Linked DNA regions of Mus musculus: region 2 is linked to region 1. The links are chromatin loops, found by intact Hi-C in ENCODE. Cell type or tissue: heart. All regions are shown on one strand. Each heading gives the region's core, and the rest is flanking DNA. Links, peaks and the distances in the headings are about the cores only.

Region 1 (5,376 bases), core at 246-5,245:
GGAAGGCCCTCCACACTAGAAATATTCCTCAGTTGGCAAAGTGCTTGCCTTGGAAGCAAGATGACAGGAGTTCAATTCCCAGATCCCACATACAAATCCAAGTGTCATGGTATAAATTTGTAAGCCAGTAATGGTGAGACGGGGCAGTAGAGATAGGTGGATCCCTAGAAGTTAGCTAGTCAGCTAGCTGGGCTTACTTGAAGAAGTTCCTGGCCAGTGAGAGACCTTTCCTCACATAAACTGTGGGAAGTGCCTGAAGAATGACAACCAAGATTGTCCAAAGACCATATGTGTGTGTGCGAGCACACACTCGCACAGAATTGGGGGGAGGGGCAGGGAAGGGGAGGGGGAGAGAGAGATTGGGGGCTCTTCCAATAAGAATGAGCAGATAAAATAAAGCACCATGGTCCAAGCCAGCACAGACTTCTCAGCAAGTGTATAGAGGTGGATTTTGATGCTGATGCTGGAGAAGTGGTGACTGGGATCTGGGATGCAGTTCTATCAGCCACTTGGCAGTAACATAATGCTCCCCGAGAACCAAAAGGGAGCCGCTAGCCCCTTCTAAGGGAACCTATAGCTGGCCTCTACCTCAGCACTTAGTAAGAATTTGTTCCTAGATGTATGGAGAGCATCCTAAGCCAGGGGAATATCCTGAGGCCAATTGACTGTTGTCTTTGGGAAATGGTGAGAAAGTATGGGGCAAGCAGGTGTGCCAAGATGCATCTTGAAAAAGGCTCAGCATCACCTGAGCCTGTTCTGTGTGCCAGGCTCTCTCCTAATGGTGTTATATCTACTTATTTGCTCTTGATGAGAGCCTTTAGAGATAGATTCTTTTTGCTGTCTCCATTTTGCAGATGAAGAAATCAGAGAGTTAAGTAACTTAGTCATGGCACTATGCCATCTCAGGCCCTTCCAGATCTTCAAGATTCCAGCAATTCTATGATGTTTCAAACCCTCACTATACTGAATGTGTGGCTGCTTAGCAACAAACCCAAGTAATCAGCAAGCCTTACGGCAAATGATAAATTCCATTTGTGGTCCCCAAGAAAATGCTGCTGGTGCAGGGGTGTGTCCACATCTGTCCCTCAGAGAAGGTGAGCAGACTACAGAAGAGTTGTAGAAACCTTGGACTGACTGGTACCTCTTGAACCCATGAACTCAGATGTGTGAAGAGAAGGGGCCAAGGACAGAGCACCAGGTAGGAGACAGAAATGCAGGAGATAAGGAATAGAAAGGAAAAACAGAGCGAGGTACTCAGAAGCCAATAGACACCCATGTCACTCAACCGAGACAGCCAATCACGTGAGACAAAAGCAATTTTGTCTGTGCAGGTGCCTCCTCTATGCATGACTTCATACAGAACTATCCTCCCTTCTCTTGAAAATAAGAAAAAAAAATAACAGGCAGTGGGTATAAAACTAGACATAAAGTCTTATTTTTACAACTCATGGGGAAAGAAATCACGCTTTGTCCAAAATGTGATGATTTGAAGTCTAAAATGGCAGTCTCTGCAGCCAGATGCAAAGTGCCTGAGTTGGACATCTGACAGACACTTCCACCCCCTTTTAGGTCTCACTTCACCGGTCAGTAGACAAAAGTAATTGAAGTGGCATGCTCAAACTTCTATCCCAAATCTAAACTTTCTCCTTGACCATTCCTTCTGGAAATTGGAGATATTGGAGTTGACATAATGTGATGAAAATCACGCATATGCACGAGGGTGCACACACACACACACACACACACACACACACACACTAGTACACACGTTCTGTAGGGTGGGTCTCTTTATATCCTAGTCTTCCTCTGTCTTGTTTTCTCTTCCAAGGTGGTGCCCAAGCTATTAATGAGAAGCATGTGCTGGGCTGCCTTGGAATTGATTTACAGCCAAAAGGAGAAAGGCAAAGGCAAAAGCAGGAGGAAGAGGCGGGGGAGGAGGAAGAGGAGGAAGAGGAGGGAGGGGGAGAGAGAGAGAGAGAGAGAGAGAGAGAGAGAGAGAGAGAGAGAGAGAGAGAGAGAGAGGCAGAGGGAGGCAGAGGGAGGCAGAGGGAGGGAGAGAGTGAGAGGGGGGAGAGGGAGAGAAAGAGAGAGAGAGAGAGAGGAGGGAATGAAGGAAAGAAATGAGCGCTTTGGTGTTCTCAGCCCTACACATAATTCCCCTATTGATGTACTATGAATTACAGTGGCTGCCAGGCCACCGTGGTTTCTGAATCATTTCCTTCAAGAGGGACTCTGAGCTTGTCCCTGGGCTGGCTTCAGCTGGACTGGATTGCAAGGAAGTTGGGCCTCTGGGCAGCTATGCTGCCTTTCCTCCCTACCAGAGTTCCAGCAGGAAGGTGGAGGTTCCGGCAGCACAAGAGAGTAAAGATGATAGACAAGCAGACCGAGCCTGATTACCCCAACAGTCAGACTCTAAAACTCAGGCCTCTCCATTATTAGAGATGGGAGTGAAGTAAAACACAAAATAGATAGACACTATGCATTCCTCCGATGGGTTTCAGACTCAGCTGAGCCCAGATTCACTTTCTTTTCTGCCTTGCTACTCTGTGTGATAAAAGTAAGATAAACATCTTTGGGGCAGAGTTGGATGTGAATTCAATGCCAGTCCATCTTTCAGTGGGTCACATTAGGGAACCCTGAGCTGCATCTCTCCCATGCAATTCCCAAGGCTAAGGATGAGGGTATATATGGTCTCGAATTTTCTCACCAGGGCATTGGTGTCCAAGCAAATCTGTTTTAAATTTGTCTATAGAGTAAGTTTCATTCACTCAACAAAGAACTTTAATCCCTTCTCTGGGCAGATCCTGTGTCGGCACCAGTGTTTCCAAGAGGAAATGGATGTGATCCCAGTTGTAAGAGATACAAGCAAGCATATGATGTAAATTGAGCATGGCATATGTTATGAGGAGGTGTTCCAGGAGAATCATAAATGCAGACCTGGGGCTGGGGAGAGTCCAGGGAAGGAAATCCAGAAAGTTCTGTTGCATTGAATGAGGCAACATGTCATGTCATGTCATTTTCCTTTGCCCAGACGTCCCTCCTCCTACACTAACTCCTATGTGCTTTCCCTAAGCTCTTTGTTTTGCTTGAAGATGAGACTCACCACATTAAGTTGTTAAGTGGCAGCTCTCCTCCATGACAACAGAGGGCACTTTCCCAGCAACCTCTGCAGGTTGAGTAAGTTCTGGAGACCGCCACCTGGTGGCCATACTGACCCAGGTCCAGTTGCCTGCTACTGTTCTAGAGATGGGGTGACCTGCAAGCAGTACTAATCAGAACCTGGTAATGGTTTGCCTGCTCATTGGCTTGGAGTTACAGGTAACAGGTAAAAAGAGAAACTTCTAAGAAGCCTTGATCTGCCTTCAACTGGCTGCAGTCTCCCCTTAAGGTGGCTTTGAGAAGCAGCTAGTTTCGAGGAGGTACCACATCTTAATCTTGTCTTAAGATCCCTAACCCCTAATTGCCCTTGCTGTAAGAATCATCATTGAACTGGTGAATGAAGCAGACCCTTATAAGGAAGGTTCTAGAAAGAGCACAGATTTGCTATACTTGCTATATACTTGCTTTAGATGTTGTCTATACTGTCTAGAACAGCTGTTTGTTTATCTGGCTCATCCCTGGTAAGGTGACTTGCCCTGGGTCACCCAGCTCATCACAGAACCAGGACAGGTGGGCATGTCAACTGACTCTCTCTGCATTGCCTGGCAGGGTCAGACAGTGCTTACATAAGGAGCATAGCAAGGCAGCCCAGGAATCAGGCCTTTGCCTGAGGTTACAGGCTGTGAGAGCTTTCTGCTAAGACTCACTGCCCTTCCTACCACTCTCCTTCTCAGACCCTCAGGGGCTCCCTCTTGCTTGCCAGTTGGGATCTGAATATCTTCCCTTCCATTGCTCCATTCCAACTCTTTCCACATAGGCTTCAGCCCTTCTTGCCTTGCCCTCCCACCCCCACCCCTGCCCGGCCAGGACCATATGAATGCCTGCCCTGTGTGAGCTCCCATCCCTAGCCTACCGCTCCTTATTCCCCTGAACTCCCAGAGCCTGCATTTCCTCACCCATAAGAAGAAGATCCCCAAGCTGGGCATGGTGGCGCACGCCTTTGATCCCAGCACTTGGGAGGCAGAGGCAGGCGGATTTCTGAGTTCAAGGCCAGCCTGGTCTACAAAGTGAGTTCCAGGACAGCCAGGGCTATACAGAGAAACCCTGTCTCGAAGAAGAAAAAAAAAGAAAGAAAGAAAAGAAAAGAAAAGAAAAGAAAAGAAAAGAAAAGAAAAGAAAAGAAAAGAAAAGAAAAGAAAAGAGATCCCTAAAGCACAGGCAGACTATGTTGCTGTGAGAATTGATGGAGTTCAGCATGCAAGGCCCTCTGAGCAGCACCCAGCAAGTAAGCTGTTTGCCACGTGTTAGCAGGGATTCCTGTGCTTGTGACCACATGAACCATGTTCCTTTGCTCGTGTCCTATGTCCCCCTTGACTTTCTCCTCAGATGGGACTCATTCTTGAAGATCATTCTTCAAGATCTAGACCTCGTTTCCTTCTTAGCCAATGGAGGAGTATATATCACGCCCCTCTCTCAATGGCACCCTGAATTCCTAGTCCATCAAAGGGAGCAATAGTGACTGCTGGTGGTGGGATGCCTCCAGTTGGCAACTTTACAGTTAGAATGCATAACTTGCAAAAGCCTGGCAAACATGAGAGGTGGGTACTTCGCAACTCTAGAAGAGATATTCACTGCTCAGCTTCTGACTCGCTGGATACATGCCATAGCCTTGGCCAGGCAACCACCCTGTAAGACATGCTCTCCCACTCTACAAACTCACTCTACCTGGGAGTCCCGAGGCTTCCCAGGTGCTGACAGCTCCATTCCTCACCCACTCAGCCACCCAGAGTTCAGGGAAGTCACATCAGCCAGGCCACCCAGAGCCCTTTGTCCCCAGCCTGACCCCTGCTACCCTTATTCCCCCTCTTTCCAAGCTCTCCCCTTATTCTGTCTCCCCAGATCCTCTTTGCAATAAAAATGGAAAGGTCCCTTCTCAGCTCCTACCCCTTTCCTGTTTTTTTTCTCCCTCCTCTTTCACATTTTCTTCACTGTCCCCAAGTCCTTCTCAGGGACTTTAACAAGCAATTCACCTTTTATCTACTCATCAAGCATTGTGAGGACCACGTGCTCACCACAAGGCATTATAGGAGAGTCAAAATACATAAGATACAATCCTGGCACTGGGTGGGGAGGGCAGGGTCTTCTCTGTTCCAGGAAGAAGCCAGATGCTTAAACTGTTCCTCTGAATTCTGCACCACTCTGCCTTGGGCCAGCCTTTGCTGTGTAGTAGTCTCCACTCCACTGAAGATACATTGAAGTAGGGAATGTGGCATGTGC
Region 2 (5,376 bases), core at 281-5,280, 92 kb before region 1:
TCACTCTGTAGACCAGGCTGGCCTCGAACTCAGAAATTCGCCTGTCTCTGCCTCCCAAGTGCTGGGATTAAAGGTGTGCGTGTCTAAAGTCACAAGATCCAATGAGAATGCCACAGGAGAAATGTAGTGGGGAAAGAGCTGGGAGCCTAGTGCTCCAGGGTTGAATGAAAGGTTGCATTTAAAGATTTGCAGTGGTGGCAGAGGTGAGATGGCTGGCGAGGGGAGAGAGAGTTTCAGTGTGGAGTGACTGGTCGTCAAATGCAATGGCTTGCTTAAATTAAGTAAGAGTTAAAAGTTGGTGGTCCGAACTCATAACGTGGAGACATTGATGGTGAAAACAAATGGAGAGATGGAGAAACAGACGGGGGGGGGGGGACGGACAGAGTTCACATAGTCAGATAGGCACATTTCCCTTTTATAAAATACAAAAACAAAATAAAAATAAAAACAAAACAGATGAGGACTGTTGAGTCATGAAAAGCTTTTCATTTTCAAGTTGGATGTGTTTGGATGATGGAGGTAGTGGTTTGCGATGGTAGTGGTTATGGTAGAGAAATGACGGTGGTTGTGCTAGAAGAAAGTGGATACGGTCCAGGGATTGATGTCCTAGAATCCATGAAACAGGTGCATAAGTTAGGGGTCTCCATAGTAGGAACGTAGCCTCAACAAATGAATGAGTGCGTGTGGCCGGGATACTGCCCGTGGGTGGATGCGGAGGTGGGGGCTCTGCAAGTCTTCATCTGACTGCTCTGACTGCTTCATCGAAATGAAGTGGAACCAAGTCTTACCTCTGAGAATGGAGAAGAGGATGAGCCAGGAGCAGGAGAAGAAAAGTATCGTCATGCCTAGAAGATTGGGAGGAGGAGGAAGCCAAGCAAGTACACTGTGATGGTGGCATAGTCCTGAGTCCTGCATGTTTTTCTCTAGCCACGGTTCCTTCTAGTGCAGGTGTGATATATTTAGGTGGCTTTTGCACTTGATGGACAACATATAATGAAAGGGAGTTGATGTTTGTAGGGGAAAGAGAAGATTGGCTTTGCATAGGTGTTAGGAATGACTACAGGAGAGTAATATGACATGGTCATTAGCATTTGTATATGTGCATACACACACACACACACACACATATTGCCTTTGACTAATTTTGACTTGGCAAGAAAGAGGAGCTATAGGAATAGTCACAAGGACAAAACGAAGAAGGGAGTGAAAAGGGAGAGACAAACAAAATGGCCTGACATATCCAAGTGTCAATTGGAACTGAGTTCATAAAATACATGTTGTATTTTTGCTTGTCTGTTTGGTTACTTGCTTTGGCTTGGGGTTGTTTTTAGACAAGGTCTCACTATGCAGCCCTGGCTGCCTCTAGAACTTGCTATTTAGACCAGCTTGGCCTCAAATACGGCAATCCTCCCACACTTTCTTCTCGAATGCTTGAATTATACATGTGCAACTGTGTCCATCTATAATGCATGTGTTTTAGAATTAATCTATTTAATTTTGCAAACCAACAGTATATCAAGAACATACACAATCGCCTGCGATTCTTTCCCTGCAATCCACTGCCACACAACTGGAATAAACCTGGGAAACTGGATACAAAGCGATGCTTTGTTTTCTGTCTCTGTCTCTGTGTGTGCTTCTCCATCGCTGTCTCTCTCTGTTTCTCTCTCAGTCTCTCTCTCTTTCTCTCTCTGAGTGTGTGTGTGTGTGTGTATGCCTGTGACTGTTTCTCTCTGTATCGCTGATTTGTTTCTGTCTCTCTGTGTGCATGTGTCTTTGATTTTCAGCTAGAGAGACAACTAAGCCTATCATTTGAATCTCAGACTAACTCAGCACAGGAATTCTGCACCTTTGGGAACTTTATGAGATATCCTTGCCTACAGACAGTCATGGGTGTGAATTTCCAAGAAGAAAATAGATATCAGAATTTTGGCTTTTCCTTTACATTGGGAATCTGAATCTACTTTACCAAGCACTAGTTTCCTCATCACAGGAACGCTGGGAACACCATCAGACTTACTCAGCAGGCCATTGTGGAGTGCCTGCCATGTACCAGGTACAAGTTTGAGTGCTATGGACATCTTGGTAAACACAACTAAGATGATTATTCATGATTATCAATGAACTTATTGAGAGTTACCTAGGAGATTGGTGAAGCCCACCTCTAGCTGTACTTAGGAGGGCCTTTCCAGAGAGGATTAGTCCGCACCATCCCATTGGCTGTGGGCTTGAGTAGAGGAACAAGAAGGAGCCCCCTTTGGTTCGGACACTCTTACTTCCTGGCCACCTGATGTGAGATGCTCTGTTCTGTCAGGCTGTCTATTGTGATGTACTGAACCCATTGAAATAGGGAAAGAAAATGAATATTTTTCCCTTCTAAGTTGTTTTTCTTGGGTATTTTGCGATAACAATGAAGAAAACACCATAAAACCTCCCATGTTTCTTTTCTGGAAGTTTCCACTGTGGGTGGCAGTTAGTAGCGCAGGAAGACAAGCTGAGAGACTAGTGCTGTGGCCACGAGAAGTACACACAGACCCTTGCCCTCTGAGAGACTACGGCCTCTCCCACATCATACCTCTCCTTCCCGTCTTTCCAGAGTGTCCGTATCCCACTCATACCCCAAATGGTTGACAGAACTACGACTGTGAAAATCGCTCCCCATCTTCATATCCTAGAGGTATAACAACCTCATTTTCACCAAAACTCCCTAAAAATTGAGCTGCCCCATCTCAGTGGGGAGCTGCGGGAGGAAGCCTAATACTTGTAGACTCTTAGGTGTCTAGGACCAGAGTCTTGAGGAAGGGATTGCTCTCCATGGCTTCCCAGTCTCGCTTTGGCACCTCTATTATCGCCCAGGCTCTGCTCCCCATCTGAGACAGGAATTCAGCCCCGTGAAAGCGTAAGCTCCCACAATGCCCATCCAGATTCTGCTACATAGCCTCCCAAGCTCCCCTATCCTCCTGCTTATCCAGGAAGCTTCCCTTGAGAGTCAGGCCCGAGTCTCCCCTCACGTGTTCAACTCTCCCAAGAGAGCTTCCAGCGCGTGCGTGCACCGTCCTCACCATGTGACCATCCTCCTCTGTCACCCTCTTCCCTGGACTGGCCTGTCATTTTCTCATTATCATCGCCATCCCAGACCCAAACTTGTCCTCGGCTTTCCTGTTTCCAATTAAACTTTGTCCTATCAGGAATCCTAGGCCACATTGTTCTGCGGTTACCAGAGAGGAAAATGACAGCATGTGAAGGAAATTCTCACTGCTCGACCTCACAGACTTGGCCAGAGATAGCCTGGTGGGGGCGGGGGACCAAAGCTGGGGGAGACCCCAGGGCAGATGTGGTGGGCCAGCGAGGTTTGCAGCGGCTGTGGTGCAGGGTGTATTTTCCCTCCTCGTCTTTCTTTTCACAGCTGCTGTTCCTTGGAGACCCCAACATTCTCGTTCCCAGGGCTAATTTTAATTTCTTGGGACTGGCTTGTTCTGAGTGACCCTTACCCCTGCCTTTCCCCTTGGCTCCATGTGTTTATTCCTGCCCTCTGGCTCACACAGCCCTCATGCACTCACAACGCACACTCACACCCTAGCTCATGTGACTTCTTAAGCACAGAATAAAATAACTAATTCAGGACAAGTTACCAGGAAGCAGGAAACTAAATAGCAGGGGGAGCGGGGTCCCTGAAGGAAGGACAAAAGAGGGTCGGGGTGGAGACCAACTTCCTGCTTACCGAGTAAGGGCATGGTGTTTACAGCATTAGATGTGAGCTCAAGATCTTCCTGAGATTTTCAAGAAAGGGGAAAGACTATGAGGAAGGAGAGGTGAAAAAGTAAGGCTAAGGCACACAGGAAAATGTCTCCCATTGCTTTCTGACCCCACCATTTGCACAGCACCTGAGCATCTCTATTCAGATCCTCATGGATCTCTGAGTTTTACAGATGAAGACAGCAATTCCATAGTAGCAACACCAGGATGTAGAGCTGTATGGTGACTGTCCCTCTTGGGAGTATTTCAGTGGATATCAATTTAGACCCTAAGCCCGGATGCAAGCTCATCCTCTTGACTTAGAGCCAGATTTATTTTAGGCCACTAGGCTACCTTTTGCCATTTTCCTATCCAGTTCTTAAGAAACCTGTAGCATTTGGCTATTGGGAGCTGCCCTCTGACCCCACCCAAGCTGGTTTCCTCAGAGATTTCTTTGCTTCTTTGCAAAGGAAGAAATAAGAGGGATGTCCAAGAGCTATTAACTGTACGTGTCCAGTTCTCGTCAGAGGACCTGTTACAGAGAAGCAGAATTCCTGTTCCATGCTGGATCCCCCTCTCTGCTAGTTCTTCAGGAAAGCTGATTAGCAACTGCAGCTTCTCCCTCCAGTTTTAGAGGCACCCAGACCCCTGTATGGACATCAGTACTGTTCCTCTGTCTCCATGCTTTGTCCTACTTCCAAAGATGCTTATTCATCGCCTGCTATTTCTCTCTATTCATTGATCATCTATGTCAACTTTCTTGTCCTCATTTTTAGATCTGAACTTTCTTTACCCAAGGTAGTAAAGACCCTAAAACTTCCCATTGGCTTCCTGTGGATCTATTACAGTTCAGATCACTGCCAATAATCTCTGGAGTACTCTGAGTCCCCAATGCTACATACATACGAGTCATGTAGACAGACTATCTGGATTTGAAGCCTGGCTCTGCCTCAGTTTCCAAGTCAGTAAATGGGAATGCCCTCGTTTGCTTTTTGTTACTGTGAAAGTCATCATAACATAAACAACTTAAAGGAAGAAAAGAAACAACTTATTTGTCTGTGCGTGGAAGGAAGTCAGAGCAGGGACTCATGGTCTGGAGCAGAAACCAAGGAAGAAATGATGTTTGCTGGTTCTTACTTCCTGGTTCACATTCAGCCTTTTTCATACAGATCAGGCTTACCTGCCTAGGAAGGGATGACACCACCCGTGGTGGGCAGGGTCCTCCCACATCAATTAGCAATCAAGAAAATGCCCCACAGACATGCCAAAAAGCCAATCTGCTGGAGGCAATATTCCAGTTAAGATGTTCTCTTGTGAAGGTTAAATGAATTCCCATGGTGTCTTAGTCAGGGTTTCTATTCCTGCACAAACATTATGACCAAGAAGCAAGTTGGGGAGGAAAGGGTTTATTGGGCTTACACTTCCATGTTGCTGTTCATCACCAAGGAAGTCAGGACTGGAACTCAAGCAGGTCAGGAAGCAGGAGCTGATGCAGAGGCCATGGAGTTTCTTACTGGCTTGCTTCCCCTGGCTTGCTCAGCCTGCTCTCTTATAGAACCAAGACTACCAGCCCAGAGATGGTCCCACCCACAAGGGGCCTATCCCCCTTGATCACTAATTGAGAAAATGCCTTACAGTTGG

Evidence for each region. A loop is a pair of places that touch in the nucleus more often than their neighbours do. Peaks named below come from ENCODE experiments on the same cell type or tissue, not always from the same donor. Only the 100,000 strongest peaks of a DNase experiment are listed, where the experiment ranks them.
Region 2: it touches region 1 in a loop (2.6-fold over the local background); 5 of 42 quality-filtered maps call a loop at or near these places.

The regions. Positions count from the first base shown.
Region 1 is chr10:86,180,190-86,185,565 of GRCm38, reverse strand. All of the region lies in intron 6 of Syn3 (synapsin III), which reads left to right. Gm35636 (a long non-coding RNA gene) reads right to left here. Exons shown (of 8, transcript XR_003949028.1): 5 at 1-5,376. Among named protein-coding and RNA genes, the nearest start is that of Gm35636, 21 kb to the right of the region's middle. In heart, for the core only: a CTCF peak has its summit at 3,202 (motif pointing left); DNase peaks (open chromatin) are centred at 2,275 and 3,205.
Region 2 is chr10:86,271,786-86,277,161 of GRCm38, reverse strand. The region is part of intron 6 of Syn3 (synapsin III); the gene reads left to right. Among named protein-coding and RNA genes, the nearest start is that of Timp3, 26 kb to the left of the region's middle. In heart, for the core only: no CTCF peak of the experiment used is centred there; DNase peaks (open chromatin) are centred at 3,191, 3,541 and 4,121; H3K27ac peaks cover 596 bases.